Linked DNA regions of Homo sapiens: region 1 is linked to region 2. The links are chromatin loops, found by intact Hi-C in ENCODE. Cell type or tissue: CD14-positive monocyte. All regions are shown on one strand. Links, peaks and the distances in the headings refer to the core of each region. The heading gives the core; the rest is flanking DNA. Region 1 overlaps MCM2 (minichromosome maintenance complex component 2). Region 2 overlaps ABTB1 (ankyrin repeat and BTB domain containing 1).

Region 1 (10,376 bases), core at 6,335-10,334, 76 kb after region 2:
CTGAGGGCAAGGGTCATGTCTGACTTACTCACCATTGTATCCCTACAACTTGGCCCTAGGAGGTCTTCCAGGAACCAATGTGTGTTGGCTGAACTGAAGCTCCTGGCTTCCTGACGCTGAGAAACACCCACCTCTCCTATGGGAACCCCAGATCTTCGCAGACTAGGTTCGATGGCCAAGAGCTGGGAAGGAATGGCACCAATACCAGCCTCTGCCAGGGATGCATTTCTGGAGCTTTCCTGAACAATGACAGTAACATATAAGCCCACAAATGCTGGATGCTTTGCCCCTACTGGGTTTGCGTCTAGCCTGCAGCAGCTTCTCACGGTGGATGCAAAGACACGCAATACACTTGAGAAAAGGAACCGAGACACAAAACTACCCTGCCTACTTGGAATACACGCCTCAAGGAGTAAAGAAAGGAACAGAACAAACCATGCATGTGTAGGAATATTAAGTGGCAGGCAGACATGGGTAAATGTGATGCGTGAGGAGGAAAAGGAAGGGGCAACCATAGCCGTGCCTCAGAGGAACCAAGAAAGGGGGCTCCACAGGCTTCAGGGGAAGGTGGATGGAGAGAAACAACCAAAACAAATCAGCTAACCTGCAGCCTGGACACAGCTCTCCTTACCCCACCATCCATTCCTTCAAAATTACTCAGGGCCTCCTGCAGCCAGGCCCTGGAGACAGAGGTGATTAAGCCAGTGATGGCTCCTGTCCCTGGGGGGTTTACATACGTCAGAAGGAAATCACCCAGTTCACTGAAGAAGCCAAATGGGAACTGAATTTTATCTTGCCAGAGGGCAGAAGAGTGGAGGTTAAAGGGCGAACTAAACTGCTCTGCATTAAAAACTGAAGTTCAAGTTGACTTGAAGGCCGGGCGTGGTGCCTCACACCTATAATCCCAGCACTTTGGGAGGCTGAGGCAAGCGGATCACCTGAGGTCAGGAGTTCGAGACCAGCCTGGCCAACATGGTGAAATCTGTCTCTACTAAAAATACAAAAATTAGTCAGGTGCGGTGATGTGTGCCTGTAATCCCAGCTACTCGGGAGGCTGAGGCACAAGAATCGCTTGAACCCAGGAGGCAGAGGCTGTAGTGAGCTGAGATCATGCCACTGCACTCCAGCCTGGGTGACAGAGAGACTCCATCTCAAAAAAAAAAAAAAAAAAAAAAAAAAAGGAAGTTGACTGAGAAACAGAGGAAGGAAGGAAGAGAAAGGGGAGAGCAGCGAGCTTGAGAACACACGGTGCTCTGGGGGCAGGATGGAGGTAATGTGGGAGAAACAGCAAAGGGTTTTTATCAACAGAAATTTAACGTTCTGTTTAAGTAATCCGTATTTCTGCAACATAAATCCCCATCTCCTCATCCTTCAGTAAGGATGTCTATACTAAAAACCAACTGCCCAACTGCCTGGGCACAAGGGCTCACACCTGTAAGCCCAGCACTTTGGGAAGCCAATGTGAGAGGATCTTGAGCCAGGAGTTTGAGACCAGCCTGGACAACGTAGTGAGACCCCATCTCCATCACAAAAAAAAACAAAAAACACCACCATTCTGGGTTGTTTTTCTGAAGAAATTCCCGTTGGCCACAGCTGGATCCCTAGGAATCCCTCATGACACAAGTTATCCTATTGCCCTGCCTCTGTTCCAATTTCAAACCACAGCTTGAAATGATCTGCTAAAGGAAGAGCTCTTCTCGTCGCAACCCCGTCCTCAGCAGGGGACTCCTCCCACCACACAGACTCAGAGAGGTCATCCAAGTTATCCCACTACCTCGCTGGCCCATGGTGGAGCCACAGCCAGGTTCACCCATCCCCAATGCGAGTTTACCTCTTCCCTGGAGCACAGGGCCTCCCTTCCAGACAAGCTTACTGAGCTCCAGGGGAATAAGGCAAGGTTTGAGCAGTGAGCCCTAGGTGCCTACCACAGCCCCAGCAACCCTCCATATCCTCTCACAGCATCCTGACAGCCCCTGCCCCTGCCTTCCACCTACCTTCTCTCCGATCTGCTGATCCTTGGAGAGGCTAGTGATCATCTTCACATCTTCATCGGTCAGTTCCCCTACAGCAACCTTGTTGTCCTTCTTGGCCACGTGGTTGGCTAGGATGACAGTGGCAAAGACAGGGAAGCCATTGGCAGTGTTGAGGGAGCCATCATAGTTGTTGTGATAGATGCCAGTCAGCTCCTGGGGAAAGGGAGGGGCCAAGAAGTCAGAGCCTAACCCAGGGGTGCCCACCTCCGTGCTGCCTTCCTCCAGTTTCTCCTATTGCAAGTGCTCCACACTACAGACACCAAGATAAGTAACTCAGTAAAACCCCTCCTAAACCCACCATTCCAACAACCCATCCACCAGAAGAAAGTTCTTTGCCTCAGCCATGCAAAAACAGATCCTAGCCCGAGTGCCCCTGCGACCATAGACACCGCCACCGGCCCAGCCACAACTGCTTCTGCCAGTTCCCTCTGCAACTTGGCTCCCTCCCAGCCTGCCCCGGCCACTTACTATCTCGTCTCCTGGCTTGCAGCTGTCCACCAGATCTGCGAGGAGAATGGCGTCCTTGGAGCGGGGCAGCCGGCCAGCCGCCACTTTGCCTGGACTCTCCTGGATTCGGATACGCTGGTAGTTCTGATAGATGGTCTGCGAGGGACACACAGAAGGCCTCAAATCACTGACTTACTATGTCACCTAACCTTGACCCCCGAACAGGAGGGAGAACAGGCAGGATTCCGACTCCTGAGTGGCAAATGGAGAGCCAAAGACAGCAAGGAATGAGTTCATGGCGACTCAGCACATCAGTTGACAGTCCCCACTCCTGCCACACCATCCCTCTGGGATGCCTTCTGACGGCCAGACTCAGCACCTGCTCTATGCTTTACAGCTAAGCTGTCTTGAGTACCGATGCTGGAACCAGGCTGCCTGGGTTCTGTGTCTAAGCTGTGTGATCTTGGGCAAGTGACTTCCTCTCTCTGTGCCTTCTCTGCAACCTCACAATAAGAATTAAAGCAAGTCATACATACATCAACCTAATCCAGCATCTGATAAATGTTAAGTTACAGGAAGTTTTGGCTGTCACTGTCAAGTATCACAGGCCAGCACTGTGCCATGTCATTTCGTACCCATTATCTCACAACATGGCACTGCAGTTAAAAGCACATGCTCTAGATCAAGATGCCTGAGCTGTGGACCTCTAACACACATTCTGGTTGGGTGACCTCAGCCAGTTCTCTAAACACTCGGCAAAGTGGGGCCAGTAACAGTTCCTGCCTCATGAGCTGTGAAAAAGGACCAGGTAATAAACCACCCACCACCTGGCACTGGTAAGTTACTCCATGAATGATAGCTGTAACTGTTAACCCTCTACCAGGTACTATCTCAGGTCCCTAGAAGCAAGGCCTGAGGGAGACAGACAGGGCATGGGAAGAGTGAGCAAAGACGTGGCTCAGCTGGCATCTGGCCTGCAGCTGCCCCACCCGAGACGAGACGGGTCAGCTTTTGGCTGTAGGTGGCCACAGGTGGAACCTCTGAGGCATTTTCTGGCAAGGTGGCTCCAGCTGGGACAGTTCGCAGAACTGCACTGCAGAGCGGTGAGAAGAGGACAGCCAACAGCCACAGCAGCAAGGCAGTCAAGGGGCCTGGGCGCCACCACAGCGATGGCGATGAGCCCATTTACAGGGACGCTCAAGTACAAAGGCACATTACATGTGCCTAAGACCTTAACATCAGAGGCTTTGGCAGCGTCTCCTGAATATGGTGCAGGAGGTTGGTATGGTCCAGGGGCCCCACGTGAGCCAGACAGGTCCCAGAAACAAGCTGAGGGGAAGTCCCGATGGGACTGCAGCCACCCCACGTGAGTGATGGCACCATGGAGACTGGTAAGCACACATCCTGAAGGAGTGACCTGGCAAGAAGTGGGCCCTGTTTGCCAGATCTTCTCATGTTTCAAGAGGAGCCATAAACTTGTATGGTTTAAACAAATCGCCTGACTTAAATATTGACTTGAATTCCTAAAAACGTCGTGTGGGCCAAGCTAAGTCCACTGGCCAGACAGACTGGGTCCACCCCAGGGTGTGGCCAACACACAATTCTATCTTGCTTCTTGCGGCTGCCCACACTGGTCTTCCACAGCCTGAGAGGCCAGTCAGGTCCTGCATACTGGGCACCCCTAAGGACAGCTGGCAGCAGACCTTGTGTCCTCTCTCACCTCCTCCATGTTGACCTCAAAGGGGCCGGCCGACTGGCACTCAGGACAGGAGCCTGGTTTCACCTCCTGGTTCTGGGACTGGCAGAAAGGACCCAGGACGAAATTGCACTTGTTGCAGTTGTACTTGACCATGCTGAGCTGGGGCAGGACGCCAGTGCAGCTGGTCACCACCCCACTGGTGCGGATCAGCTGGTTCAGATGCAGCTGCCTGCGGAGGCAGAGGGTGCATCAGAAGCCGTGAGCCAGGGTGAGGCCAGGCTGCAGACGAGAGTGTCCCAACACACTGTCCTGGAAATTGGGCCCAGCCCCCAGCCCGGGAAGATCCCTCCCATCACACTCCTGTGCAACCACAACTCACCTGCGATGAGGATGCTGCTGGCTGCACCCTCCCCGCCCACACCACAATCGCTCTTCAGGAATCACGACCGAGTCACCCAGCACTGAGCTCGGACCTGCCATCCTCACCTGCCCTCAGCTCACCTCAGCGAGCGCAGCTCCTCCACCAGAGGCAGGTGGGAGATGCGGACATGGATGTGGTTGGTGATGCGGTCGTACTTGGGGTACATGGCCAGTACCACCTCCAGGGCAGCCTCATCAAAGATCTGCAGCAGCTCCGCCGGTGCCTCAGGCAGGAAGTAGGCCAGCACGTGCTCCCTGGCTGCCAAGTCCTCATAGTTCACCACCAGGCTCTCACGGTTCTCTAGAAGGGGGCACAGTGGGAAGAGAGTTAACTAAGCATGAGGCCTGGGCTGGGCTGCAACAATGCCTGTGTGAGAAGCAAGGCCTACCCACCCCGACCATTGATTTTGACCTAGAAAGCCCAGCTTTCACTTCTAGGTCTACCACACTTCAGCTGTGACATAGCCTGAGCTTCAACTTCCTACTCCGTAAAATGGGCATGTCACACAGTGTACAAAGTTGCTGGGGGGTTAAATTAAATATGAGCAGAGTGCCTACACAGCTACAAACATGAAACGCCTTACAAGAGCCAGGAAGAAACTGACAAACACAGGACAAAAAGCAGTGGAAGGAATTGCAGGAATCAAGATCTACATGTCCCTTTTAAAAGTCAATTCCTGGCTGGGGACGGTGGCTCACGCCTGTTATCTCAACACTCTGGGAGGCCAAGGCGGGCAAATCACCTGAGGTCGGGAGTTTGAGACCAGTCTGACCAACATGGAGAAACCCCTTCTCTACTAAAAAAAAAAAATTAGTCAGGCATGGTGGTGCATGCCTGTAATTCCAGCTACTCGGGAGGCTGAGGCATGAGAAACGCTTGAACCCAGGAGGCGGAGGTTGCAGTGAGCCGAGACCGTGCCATTGCACTCCAGCCTGGGAAACAAGAACAAAACTCCGTCTCAAAAAAAAAAAAAAAAAAAAAAAGAGTCAATTCCTATTACAAAGATCAAAGTAGTAATCCAGATTTTTATATAAAATCTGTCCATTTTCAAGCTTGTCAAAAAACGCTTTGGTGGCCCAGATGTGGTCACTGCATAGCCAGCAGGAGAGCCCTGATGCAAAACTCAAAACTTTTGGTTTCTCTGACAGACCTCTCAGCCATATGCCCTGTGCTTCACGTGTTCACTCGGCTCAGACAACTTTCTGGGGAGGATTTAGGGAGGCGCTACAGGGGCTGAGGCGGGGGCGTAGGGAAGCCACACCTTTGCACATGTCGCTGATGCGCTCCTTGAAGACGTTGTGGCCGTGGCTGTCGACGTGAGTGCGCAGGAAGTTCTTGAAGCGGTGGTGGATCTCCAGCCGGGGGCCCGCCATGCTCACCCACTCGCGCACAGAGTGGCCTTTGAGATCCTCCAGGTTCTCGATGCTCTCGATCATCTCCTCGTCCTCCTCGCCGTCCTCCGTGGCCCGCTCCACCTGGCGGCGCTTGCGGGCAGGGCGCTCCTCGTCCTCCTCATCGCTGTCTGGGGAGGCAAGAGACACCTGCTACTGCGGTCATCCCCAGCACCTTCTACTCCCCTCCCAGACTCCTTCCCAGCTTCCCAGTCCCTCGGGCAGGCAGACAACTGGACCTACCATACAGGAGCCCACGGCGCATGCGGCCCAGGCCCCGGCCAGCCTCCCGGTCACGCTGCCGCATGGCCCGCTCTGCTGCCTCCCTCTGACTGGCCGTCAGCTCCTCTACGTCCTCATCATCCAGAGCCAGTCCCTCGGCCTCATAGGCGTCCAGCTCTGGGATGGCGCGGTAGTCCCTGAGGGAGCACCAAAACAGATGTGGTTACTGCCAAAAAGGAAAACCCTAAGCACCAAACCCCATCCAGGAACTGGGCCTGTTCCCTAAGGTTCAGGAGCCCCATTGTGGGTAGGCTCAGCGCTTCCAGGTCAGAAACACAGAAGGCTCAGAAAAGATCTCCAATGGATGAACAAAACACGATCTGTCCATATGATGGACGATGAAGCCTTAAAATAGAAGGAAATTCTGCCACGTGCTGGCACATGGATGAACCTTGAGGACATGATTCTGAGTGAAAGAAGCCAGGCACAAAAGGACAAATCCTATATGGTTCCACTCACTGAGCGGTCAAATTCACAGAAACAGAAAGTAAAATGATGGTTGCTAGGTGCTGGGAAGAATGGGGAGTTAGTGTTTAACCGAGACAGTTTCAGTTTTCAAACTGAAAAGACTTTTGTGGATGGATGGCGGTGATGGCCGCACAACAATATGAATGTACTTAATGCCACTGAACCATACACATAAGAATGGTTAAGATGGCTGGGCATGGTGGTTCATGCCTATAATTCCAGCACTTTGGGAGGTGAAGGCAGGAGGATCACTTGAGCCCAGGAGTTCAAGAACAGCCTTAACATAGTGAGACCCCATCTGTATAAAAATAGAAAATGGCCGGGCACGGTGGCTCATGCCTGTAATCCCAGCACTTTGGGAGGCCAAGGCGGATGAATCACGAAGTCAAGAGATTGAGACCATCCTGGCGAACATGGTAAAACTCCATCTCTACTAAAAATACAAAAATTAGCTGGGCGTAGTGTCATGTGCCTCTAGTCCCAGCTACTCGAGAGGCTGAGGCAGGAGAATCGCTTGAACCCGGGAGGCAGAGGTTGCAGTGAGCAGAGATTGTGCCACTGCACTCCAGCCTGGTCGCAACAGAGTGAGACTCCGTCTCAAAAAAAACAAAAAGAAAAAAAAAATAACCCAGGCCTGGTGGCACATGCCTATAGTCCTAGCTACTCAGGAGGCTGAGCTGGGAGGATTGCTTGAGCGCAGGAGTTCAAGGCTGCAGTGAGCCACGTTCGTGCCACTGCATTCCAGCCTGGGTGACAGAGTAAGACCCTGTCTCAAAAAACTAGCAAACAAAACAAAACAAACAAACAAACAAAAGGGCTGGGTGCGGTGGCTCATGCCTGTAATCCTAGCACTTTGAACCAGGGAGGCAGAGGTTGCAGTGAGCCGAGATAGCACCACTGCACTCCAGCCTGGGCAACAAGAGTGAAACTCCGTCTCAAACAAACAAACAAACAAAAAAGGTTAAGATGGTAAATTTTGGGCCAGGGCAGTAGCTCATGCTTGTAATCCCAGCACTTTGGGAGGCTGAGGCGGGCGGATCACGAGGTCAGGAGATCGAGACCATCCTGGCTAACACGGTGAAACCCCGTCTCTACTAAAAATACAAAAATTACTTGGGCGCGGTGGTGGGCGCCTGTAGTCCCAGCTACTTGGGAAGCTGAGGCAGGAGAATCACTTTCGGAGGTTGCAGTGAGCCGAGATCACACCACTGCACTCCAGCCTGGCAACAGAGTGAGACTCTGTCTCAAAAAAAAAACAAAAGAAAAGGTAAATTTTGTTATGTGTATTTTACCACAATTACAAAAGGGGAGGTAGATCTCCAGACAGCTTCTATGCGCCCAATAAGAAAAAATAATTCAAGGAACCACAAAACATTAGACCAAAAGGCTTCAGAGAGCTGACCCAACTCCCCGTGAGGGCTGGAATTCTCCCTGTACTTTCCCCATCTCTGACTATGCCGCCTTCAACAACCTGATGTCCTGGCTTCCATGCACAGTCAGCCAAACCAGCCCTCTGAAATGGCCACCCACTGTCTCAACCCTTTGAGCTACTCTAAGACCATCAGACACACATTTTCCACATTATCTTCCTTCAGATACTGAAGAGAAGTAATGCCTTAATAAGGCACCCAGCGAGTGCAAAGCACTGTGCTCTCTTCCCTGCAGTGCTCTCTTCCCTGAGGAGGAGACACTGTCATTCCATCTGAAAGATGAGGAAATGGGTAGTTGAGGGGAAAATGTGATTTTTGCCTATGGTCGCTCTGTAGACCTGAGTGTCAAAATATAGTCCAAGCCCAGAGCTCCTTCCCCCATGCCATACTGCCTCCCCAAGACAATCCCCTTGAATTCTCCTTTTTTCAGGTTAAATGGTGACAAGAGAAACTGCTACTATTTTTCTGCAATAAACATTGTCAAACTACTGTCAGAACAAATCTTTTTATGCTGTTGATGCCCCAAGCAGAACCCAGCCAGGCAGATATCAGAGTTGACCAGGTCTGATTTCTTCCATGTTTTCGGGGAAAAGGTATCGGTCCCATTCTCCCTGGATCTCAAGTCACACAAAATGCCCTCAGCAAACTTCTAATTGGTTCATACAAAAAAAAAAAAAAAAAAAAGTTAAACTGGACTTCATCAAATTTCAAAACTTTTGCACTTCAAAAGAAAACATTAAAACCACGAAAAAGATAAGCCAGATTGAGGAGAAAATAACTGCAAATTACATATCTGATAGAGGACTTATATTCAGAATATGTAAAAAACCTCTTACAACTCAATAGTAAAAAGACAAGCAACCCAATTAAAAAGTGAGTCCAGGATTTCTCTGAAGATACACAGATAGCCAATCAAGCATACGAAAAGATGTTCAACATCATTAGCCATCAGGAATGAGATGCCACTTCACACCTGCAGGGATGGCCAGAATCAAAAAGACCAATGTTGGCAAGAACACGGAGGAGTGGAACCCTCATGTGTTGCTGGTGGGAATGCAAGATAGTGCAGCTGCTTTTGAAAACAGTCTGGCAGTTCCTCAAAAGATTAAACACAAGACCAACAATCTCACTCCTACATAGCCAACAGAATTAAAGATCTGGTCACATAAAAACCTGTAACGGGCCGGGTGTGGTGGCTCACACCTGTAATCCCAGCACTTTGGGAGGCTGAAGCACGTGGATCACCTGAGGTCAGGGGTTCAAGACCAGCCTGGCCAACATGGTAAAACCGAAACCGCATCTCTACTAAAAATAGAAAAATTAGCCGGTGTGGTGGCAAATGTCTGTGATCCCAGCTACTTGGGAGGCTGAGGCAGGAGAATTGCTTGAACCTGGGAGGCGGAGGTTGCAGTGAGCTGAGATTGTGCCACTACACTGCAGCCTAAGCGACAGAGCAAAACTCAAAAACAAACAAACAAACAAACAAAAAAACACGACCTGTAATGAATGTTCATAGCAACATTATTCATAATCGCCAAAAGGCTTGAGGAAGCCAACATCCATCAACTGATGAATAGATGTGGTATCTCCATACAAAGAAATATGATTCAGCCACAAAAAGGAATGGAGTGCTGCACATGCAAGAACACAGAAAGACCTTAAAACCACACTAAGAGAAAAAAGCCCACCACAAAAGTGCATATATAATATGATTCAATTTATATGAAATGACCAGATTGGAAAATCTAGAGACAGGTCTTTAATTCTTACCTGTGGGTTGGGTAAGAACTGAGAATGAACTATAAGCAGGCAGGAGGGACCTCAATGGGAAAACGGCCCTGTTCTCACACTGGATTGTGGTGAAGGCTGCATAACTCAGGAAATTTACCATGAATTTGCATTGAATTATATTTTCGCAAGGGGTAAACTCTAAAAAACTATAGCCCAATAAAGTTTTTTTTTTTTTTTTTGAAAAACCACAAAAACAAATGTAATTGGGCTCAGCCATCCCTCAGATACCTCTACCCAGAAGCCCCCTGCCAAGGGCCTCTCTCTTTGCTTCTCAGAGAAGCAAAGAGAAAGGGTCAAGACAGGGAGGGGAAACAGCAGAGGAGGGGCATCCGGCCTGAACAACTCCATCAGGCAGAACAGGAAAGCCGTCTAGGACCCATGCCCTGACCCCAAGTCCAGGGCAGATTTATCCAG
Region 2 (7,926 bases), core at 3,849-7,848:
CTGTTGCCCAGGCTGGAGTGCAGTGGTGCAGTCACAGCTCACTGCAGCCTCAACCTCCTGGGTTCAAGCTACCTTCCCACCTCAGCCTCTAGAGTAGCTGGGACTACAGGCTCGCGCCACCACACCCGGCTAATTTTTTATTTTTTGGAAAGACAGAGTCTCAGTGTGCTGCCCAGGCTGGTCTCAAACTCCTGCGCTCAGACCATCCTCCTGCCTCAGCCTCCCAAAGTGCTGGGATTACAGGCGTGAACCACCAGTCTATTTTTCTGTCTGTTAAAAATTTGTGGGTATCTTGAGTTGGGAGAGAATACATATAATTTTTCCAATAACACATGATGAAAATATTTTTCATTCAACAATAAAATTTTTTTTTCACCTGGGAGTGGGAATGAATTAAAGAGATAAACATGTTTTGTTTTATTTTTAATTTTAAAGGTAGCACAGCTACATTACAGAAACTAAACAGAAATCAGATCAAATATCCCCAGCTCTCACGCAGCAACTCTTCCTCTGGTTTAGGGATGATGGAGGAGTCTCAAACCCAGGGCCTCTGTGTCAAAATGTGTCTTCTATTAGTCTATTTTAACATTTGTCAGAGTAGAGCACACTTCTGAATTTAAATCAACCCAATTTTAGAACCAAGTATTAGACACTAAATTTCAAATTCCATGGTTGTAGTTCACTACTCCTGTGTGGCTGTCTGTGCTACAGGTTTCTCACATAAGCCTGGGGAGCACCCCCTAGTGCCTGAATGTCCTCCACCTTTTCCTTGTGGACACAGAAGCTTCACTGACCACCCTCGTAGTTACAGGAAGCTCTGCGCATCCATGCTCTCTGTTCCTTCCCCACTTGCTGCTCGCTGCGGCTGCTGGCAATGCTTCCTGTTGATTTGCAATACCGCATTGGACACCTTCCTACATAAGTGTTTCCCCATCGCGCTGTCTTCTCTGCCTGAGGCTAAAGTGAGGAATGGGGCCGGGTGCAGTGGCTCATGCCTGTAATCCCAGCACTTTGGGAGGCTGAGGCGGGCGGATCACTTGAGGTCAGGAGTTCGAGACCACCCTGGCCAGCATGGTGAAACAATGTCTCTACTAAAAATATGAAAATTAGCTGGGCATGGTGGTGGGCGCCTGTAGCCCCAGCTACTCTGGAGGCTGAGGCACGAGAATCATTTGAACCTGGGAGATAAAGGTTGCAGTGAGCCGAGATCACACCACTGTATTCCAGCCTGGGTAAAAGGGCTAGACTCCGTCTCAAAAAAATAAAATAAAATAAAATAAAATAATAAAATAAAATAAAGTGAGAAATGGTGTGGTGTGGCTGGGGAATGCTGCCCCAACAACCACACAGCCTAGTTCCTGAGGGGTGGCAGTTCTCAGACTGCAGCTCTCCCTGAACAGGTGCCATAGCTGGTACACCTGGCTGTATGTATCTGCTGTATCAGTGAACCACTAAAATACCAACTCCAGATAATTTTTCCTTAAACTGCCCTCTTACTAGGGTTTTATTTAAAATTTGTTCAAGATTGGAAACTTTATGATTTCAAATAATAACATCTGTAAAAAAAGGTTTCATGTAGTAGCTCATTTTCTCCCCTAATGCATATGAAAAGAAATGCATAGGAATTAAAATTTTTTATTTAAATATTTAAATCTCTCTTGGCACACCAGGATTTGTGTGTGCTCTGAGGTGAGACCTGCTGGTGTTAGGCCACTAGCCTGGCCTCACTCTTCCCTTCCTGTGTGCCCCAGGGCAACCGGAGTGAGCCCCTGTCACTCCCGTGCTCCCACCTCCCACCCACCAGGTGGACTCAGCCTTTGTTTAACACACCAGGCTCAGGATAGGTCAAACACTAGGTAAGAGGGAGTTGCCATAATCACCCCCAGTTTGTGGGCGGGCAAACAGGCAGAGCGGTGGCCAGCAGTGAAAGGCAGACCCACGGTGGGGTTGGTCCTCTGGCCGCAGCTCAGCTCTGGCAATGCGCAGACCCCCGCCAGCCCATCCCATCTCAGGCTGTTTTCAGGATCCCAGGCCCTTGCACAAACTACAATCTCCACCCACAGGCCCTACCCAGGACACCTCCCCAACACACTCATCACCTCCTGCAGGCTGCACCATGACTTGTCCCAGCTGATCCCTCACTAGTGGTCACTTCAGACCTACAACTTCCCCCATGTGACGACCAACATGCCAGTGCAACATGGCTGAAAATGCACTGGGGAGGAAAAAGGGAAAAAATCCAAAAATACCATAGTAAAAAGGCATGAAGAGGCCGGGCATGGTGGCTCACACCTGTAATCCCAACACTTTGTGGGGCCAAGGCAGGCGGATCACCTGAGGTTAGGAGTTCAAGCTCAGCCTGGCCAACAGGGCGAAACCCTGTGTCCACTAAAAATACAAAAATTAGCCGGGCATGGTGGTGTGCACCTGTAATCCCAGCTACTCAGGAGGCTGAGCAGAATTGCTTGAACTCGGGAGGTGGAGGTTGCAGTGAGCCAAGCAAGATCGCACCACTGCACTCCAGCCTGGGCGACAGAGCGAGAATCCGTCTGAAAAGAAAAAAAAAAAAAAAAAGCATGAACAGCTGTGAAATAACTGCAGGGAGGGTGGAGACACCCGATATTAGAAGCCCTGTGAAAGAACCAGCCTTCCTTTCCTCCCCCAGGGCCATGACACGACACTGAGTTTAACCAGGTTAGAAGGCAGAGGCCTGGTGGGGGGGCGGTCCACAGGCCTGCAGCTCATCGTGAGAAACCCCCTTGGGGCTCAAATACCCCAAAATGAAGACCCAAGCAACAACCTCAGAAGCAGGAGCTTCTCTCTGAACTTTTGCCCCCTTCTCTCAGTCTCATCATCCCGAGGCTAGCCACAGAAACTAGAATCCCTCTTCCCCTAGGCGGGCCCTAGAAACCAGAGCCCCCTTTCCCCAAAGCCAGCCATAAAACCTAAAAACAGGACTCTCACTTTCCCTCTGCCGTATCTGTGTAAAAACTGGCCATAAAGTAATAATCTGATCCACCTTGTTTGACTATAGGTCATAAGACCCCCATTCCAGAGGGTCCTGCCCCACACCCAGAAGGTAGGCAGGCAGGCTGCTCAGAGAGACCAAGAAGAATCTAGACAGGCCTGGCTGCATTTCCCTGTTCAGTCAGCATAGGATCCTGCACTTTTTGCCAATCCCATTTCTACTCGGCTGGCCACACTTTGCTGAGCCTAAGCCTAACAATGGACAGCTTCCCATCTTTGGGTCTTCATTCTGAAGACGCCCATGTCTACATGCTAAATAAATTTGCGTGTCTTTTCTCCTGTTACTCTGCCTTTTGCAAGTTAATTTTTCAGTGAACCTTCAGAGGGCCAAGGAGAAAGGTCTCCCTTGGCCCCTGCAGCTTACCTTCCCATAATAAGGTAGCAGCCCCTGCAGGAAGGGCCACAAGGTCCTCCCTGGGGAAAAGACTGGCACTGGGCTGACAGAAAATGGTCATTTTGGTCCTGGCCCTCTCCTAGAATGAGGCCCACCACAACCAGCATCCATGGAGACAGGGAGGCAGGGAGCCAGGATGGGCCCAGGCCACACTGGGGTCAGTGGCAGATCTCTAGGTCTGCTCAGCCAGGTACCCTGGCCCTTGGGCTCTGGGCCAGCCTCTGCTGGGAGCCCCCAACTCTAGAGCTTCTTTCCTTGGTCACACCAGCTCCACTGGCTCCAGAAGGCCCCACCCTTCCCAAGCTGTACCCCAGGACACAGGCTCATGCTCCCACGGTGCCTTCAAGCTTTATTGCCACACACACTCCCCCAGCCCTTCCTGAATGGCCCTGTGCATGGGAACACCAGCTTAGAGAAGCAATTCAGGGCTAGGCAAGGGCCAGAGGACTGGATTTGGGACTGGGGTGGGTAGGGGGGATCTGGAGAAGGAAAGTGCTAAGACCAAAGCCCACCCCCACCCCAGGTTTCCCTGAGTGGTGTCCACCCCCAGGGTCTTGGGGGCTGGCTTGTGCATTGGGGGGAGGGGGCTCATCCCAAATGGATCCTCCCCTGGGGTCTCCAGGCTCATGGAGGGAAGAGAAGCCCCACTGAGCCCCTCGCACCCCCCATGAAGCCCTCAATGTGCAGGGAGCAGGAAGAAGAGCTGCACACAAACGCATACACATGCTTGTCTCCAAGAGAGCTCCTGGCCCCTGGGGCTGCCCAGCCAGGGGCTCAACAGTCCAGACCGATGGACACGAGCAGGTCCTCGAGTGCCCGCAGACGCTGCTGCGCCTCCTCTATGGCGCTGTAGGTCTGCACCGTGCTGGCCACGTGGAAGCGGATGTCGTCCACCAGCGGGATAGAGTCCGTCTCCTGCCGGGCTGCCACAGCCGCTGCCTCCTCCTTCACCGCCTCCACGAAGTCCTCCCGCTCCACCAGCTATGAGCGGGAAGGGCCAGCTCAGTGGAGGGGTGCCTGCCCTCTCACCCCTCCTTCCCACCCACTGCAGACCACTGGCCCACCTTCTCAATGACCTTGGCCATGTACTCAGTGCACTGGTCCTCAAGCCGCGCCAGGCGGAAGAGCTTGGCCACGCGCCACACACCCACCACAGTGTCCTCGTCTAGCATCTGAGCCAGGCTGCGGCCGCACAGCCTCTTCAGGCCTGGCAGCAGGTACATGTCGGCGACGCTCAGCACATCATAGGCTGCCTCGGGGGACAGCTGCAGTGAAGACAGGGATGAAGGTGCCCCCCGAGGTCACCAAGGGCTCCCAGGGCACAACAGCCAAGGCTAGGGCCTGTGGTGGTTGGGGGGCACTGGCGGGAAGGCTTCCAGTGGGAGTAGGAGCTCCCTGCGCATGTATGGGGTTGGGGGTCGGGGGGCTGGCCCAGATTCCCACAGGGATCTGCAGGACCGCTAGGGGGCAGAAGACTGGGGGGTTCTCCCATGCCCTGAGCAGGCTGGCAGGGCAGGCGGGAGGCAGGGCCCTCGCAGGAGCCAGGGTCTGAGCTCCGAGTTATACAGACCTGGGTCTGACACTTCTAGCTGTGGGGCCCTGGGCAAGTCACTGCACCTCCCTGTGCCTCTAGTTCCCAGTCCATGAGGTATAGATAACCATGCCTACCTGCGGGGGCTGTCAGAATGGTGGGACAGAGGCAGCTAGTCAAGACCTATGCAGGGACTCTGCCAGGGGTGGGAGACTATCTACCAGCTCCCTCCCTCTCAAGAGGCTGTGGGGACACAGAGCCCACCTACAGATACATCCTGTGCTGGATAAGACTGAAGCCCTCAGATTCAGGCCAGAGCCTGGGTGGCACAGGGAGCAAGCTGCAGACAGAGACAAGGGGAGCTCTGCGACCACATTACAAGCCATGTGCCATGTGCCATGCCACCTCCTTTACCTGGGTAACCCATGCATCTGCACAAGGCCTTAGGAAGTGACGACGAGAGCTATCCCCATGTTCTAGAGGCACAGAGCAGTTAAGTAACTGGCCCAAGATCACAAAGCTCACCCAGTGTCACACAGCTCAACCAGTATCAACCCAGGTTAAGAGCCCAAGCCACACTCTGAGACAAGGTGCCCTTTGGGTGGCGAGGCTCCTTGAAGAGGGAGCTTCTCCAGGGTGGGCAAAGGTAACCCCTGCTACAGGGGCCAGAGAGCTGGGCTGAGCTGCAGGAGATGCCCAGTAGAGGGGGTGGGAAAGATGGAGGCTGAGGGGCTGTCAGGCCGCGCGGAGGGATGGACAAGGGAGCTGCCACTGGAGATAGAGCAGCAGTAGGGACTGCCCTCTGTCTCCCAGCATGCTTCCTCCCCTTCCCCCACAAAACAGGGCCCTGGCCACAGAATGACTTTCCAAGCCTCCCTTGTTGGCAGGTAGGCACGAAGTTCTCTCCAGGGGAACATGAGAAGTGGTGCAATTTCCGGTGGCTTCTACAAAAACAGCATTGCTTGCCCTGCCTTCCTCTTCCTCCTAGAGCATGAGTTTGCCTAGGACCCAATCTCCATGGCCAAACGCGATGCCCCAGGCAGGATGGGTAAGCTACGGCCTGTGGACCAAATCCAGCCTGTTTGTGCAAGTAAAGTTTTATTGGAATGCAGCCTCACCCACTCATCTCTGTACTGTCTCTGGCTACCTTTGCGCTACAGAGTTGAGTAGCTACAACAGGGCCATATGGCCCACAGAACCTGAAACACTCACCTTCAGAGAAAAGGTTTTTGACCTTCACCCTTAGGCATACAGGGGCAAGATGGAGGGATGACCTGATCTTCCGCAAGCCACTTGCCCTGGGGCACCCACCTCAGTCAGAAGTGAAGGAGAAACAAACTCCCCTCTTCTTTAAGCCACCAGATATGGGGATTGCTTTATAGTGCGCGCGCACGCGCACGCACACACACACTCTCTCTCTCTCTCACACACCCTGGCAGAGCAAACCTTCAGCACTCTGCTGCTGCCCTGCAGCCTTGGCTTACGGACACCTTGGGGCAGCTGGAGACAGAGGCAGGCAGCAAGGGAAGAGGAGACTGGGAACCCAGAACCCCAGGGATCTGCAGCACCACAGAGAGGAGGCTGTCCCCACCCACCCTCCACCCTCCTGCTAGAGAAGCTGAGGATCCCAAGTGGCTGACAAGTGTGGAGTGTCTGTGACACAGGCTCATCACTCATCCTCTCTCTGGAGCCCAACAAGGCTTCCTCTACCTGAAAGAAAAATCCAAAGTCCCACAGCCTTCCCCTCCAGCCTTCTCAAAACGTCAACCATGGGGCCAGCTGGGCCCTTCCACAGACCCCCAGGGCCCTGGCGCTCCCTCTCAGCCCACGGCAGCACAGGTTGTGTGCCATCCCCAGCTCTGCCTGAGCCCCCACCTCAGTGTGGTCGCTGTACATGTAGTAGAGCACGTGAGTGAAGACGTCGGGTGAGATGCCATGCAGGGTGACGGCTGGGGGGCCCCCTGAGGTCGCTGGCTCCTCGCTCTCTCGGAAGTGGTCATCCAGCAGGGCTCGGAAGTAGTCACTGCGGCCACAGAAAAAGGCCTGGGGGAGGCCGGGCTCAGGAAGTGTGAGGGCCAGGGTCTGTCTCCTGAGGAGCTAGACGGGGGCTCAGGGCAACGGGCTGGGGCCAGGGGCAACAGGAGGGCACAGGCACCTTGTGGCAGAGGAAGCTGCAGCCAGCCACTCGGAAGCAGATGTCAGGGCAGCTGTTGAAGCCGTCAGGACAAGGGAAGGGCAGCTCCCAAAGATCACCCTGGGGTACAGAAGAGGTGACCCCATCAGAGCAGTTGTTCACAGAAGTGAACGACTAGGTTCAGAAAAGGGAAGTAACTGGTCCAGGACCACACAAGGAATTGAGCCCAAGTATCTGGGCTGCCTGTCACGGCCTGCCATCCCAAAACGCCCTTCCTGCCCACCAGCCCCGCACTTACTCGGAGCTCGGGGGGCAGGGCACAATCGGCCAGCAGCGCCATGTCCTCCCGGAGGCGGGGGTCTGCAGGTGGGGGCTCGATGGTCAGCACCTTCACACACGTGCCTGGCTTAGACGCCACTACAGGGGAAGAACAACTTCAGGGAGCCAGGCCAGCCCTGCCAGGCCGCACCCATGGCCCCGGGCCCCAAACCCTGCTCGCACCAAACTCAGACACCTTCTCGCACTTGGCCTCCAGGTCGCTGAGCAGGTCCCACAGCTGGCATTGCTTGGCCAGGCGCTCACAGTCACTCACATGCTCTACGCCAATGTCCAGGCGGCCTGGGGGCAGTGGGGAGGATGAGGGCCTGCGGGACCTCAGCTGTCATCAGGCCCACAGAAAAAGGGTGATCCCCTCCCACCTGGCCACCTGGCTGCAGGACTAGGACTCCTGGGCCCACTTGCCACCATGGTTTCCCCATCAAAAGCTGTTCTACAGGCCCCAGGGAACAGATGGGAGGGCCTCAGCATGTGGGTGGGACAAGCTCTTCCTGAGCAGGCACA

The links. Hi-C counts contacts between places; a loop is a spot of excess contacts. Peaks named below come from ENCODE experiments on the same cell type or tissue, not always from the same donor. Only the 100,000 strongest peaks of a DNase experiment are listed, where the experiment ranks them.
Region 1: a loop joins it to region 2, with 4 times the contacts of the local background. A loop is called at or near these places in 29 of 110 quality-filtered maps.

What each region holds. Positions count from the first base shown.
Region 1 is chr3:127,600,642-127,611,017 of GRCh38, reverse strand. It overlaps MCM2 (minichromosome maintenance complex component 2), which reads right to left. Exons shown (of 16, transcript NM_004526.4): 3 at 6,235-6,410; 4 at 5,862-6,122; 5 at 4,681-4,900; 6 at 4,201-4,408; 7 at 2,502-2,636; 8 at 1,995-2,186. Among named protein-coding and RNA genes, the nearest start is that of MCM2, 7.4 kb to the right of the region's middle. In CD14-positive monocyte, for the core only: no CTCF peak of the experiment used is centred there; no DNase peak of the experiment used is centred there; H3K27ac peaks cover 855 bases.
Region 2 is chr3:127,676,745-127,684,670 of GRCh38, reverse strand. It overlaps ABTB1 (ankyrin repeat and BTB domain containing 1), which reads right to left. Exons shown (of 12, transcript NM_172027.3): 7 at 7,588-7,704; 8 at 7,385-7,503; 9 at 7,108-7,206; 10 at 6,828-6,995; 11 at 4,486-4,686; 12 at 3,745-4,402. The coding sequence ends at 4,196. Among named protein-coding and RNA genes, the nearest start is that of ABTB1, 7.8 kb to the right of the region's middle. RefSeq lists an enhancer at 1,375-1,910. In CD14-positive monocyte, for the core only: no CTCF peak of the experiment used is centred there; DNase peaks (open chromatin) are centred at 5,890 and 7,280; H3K27ac peaks cover 485 bases.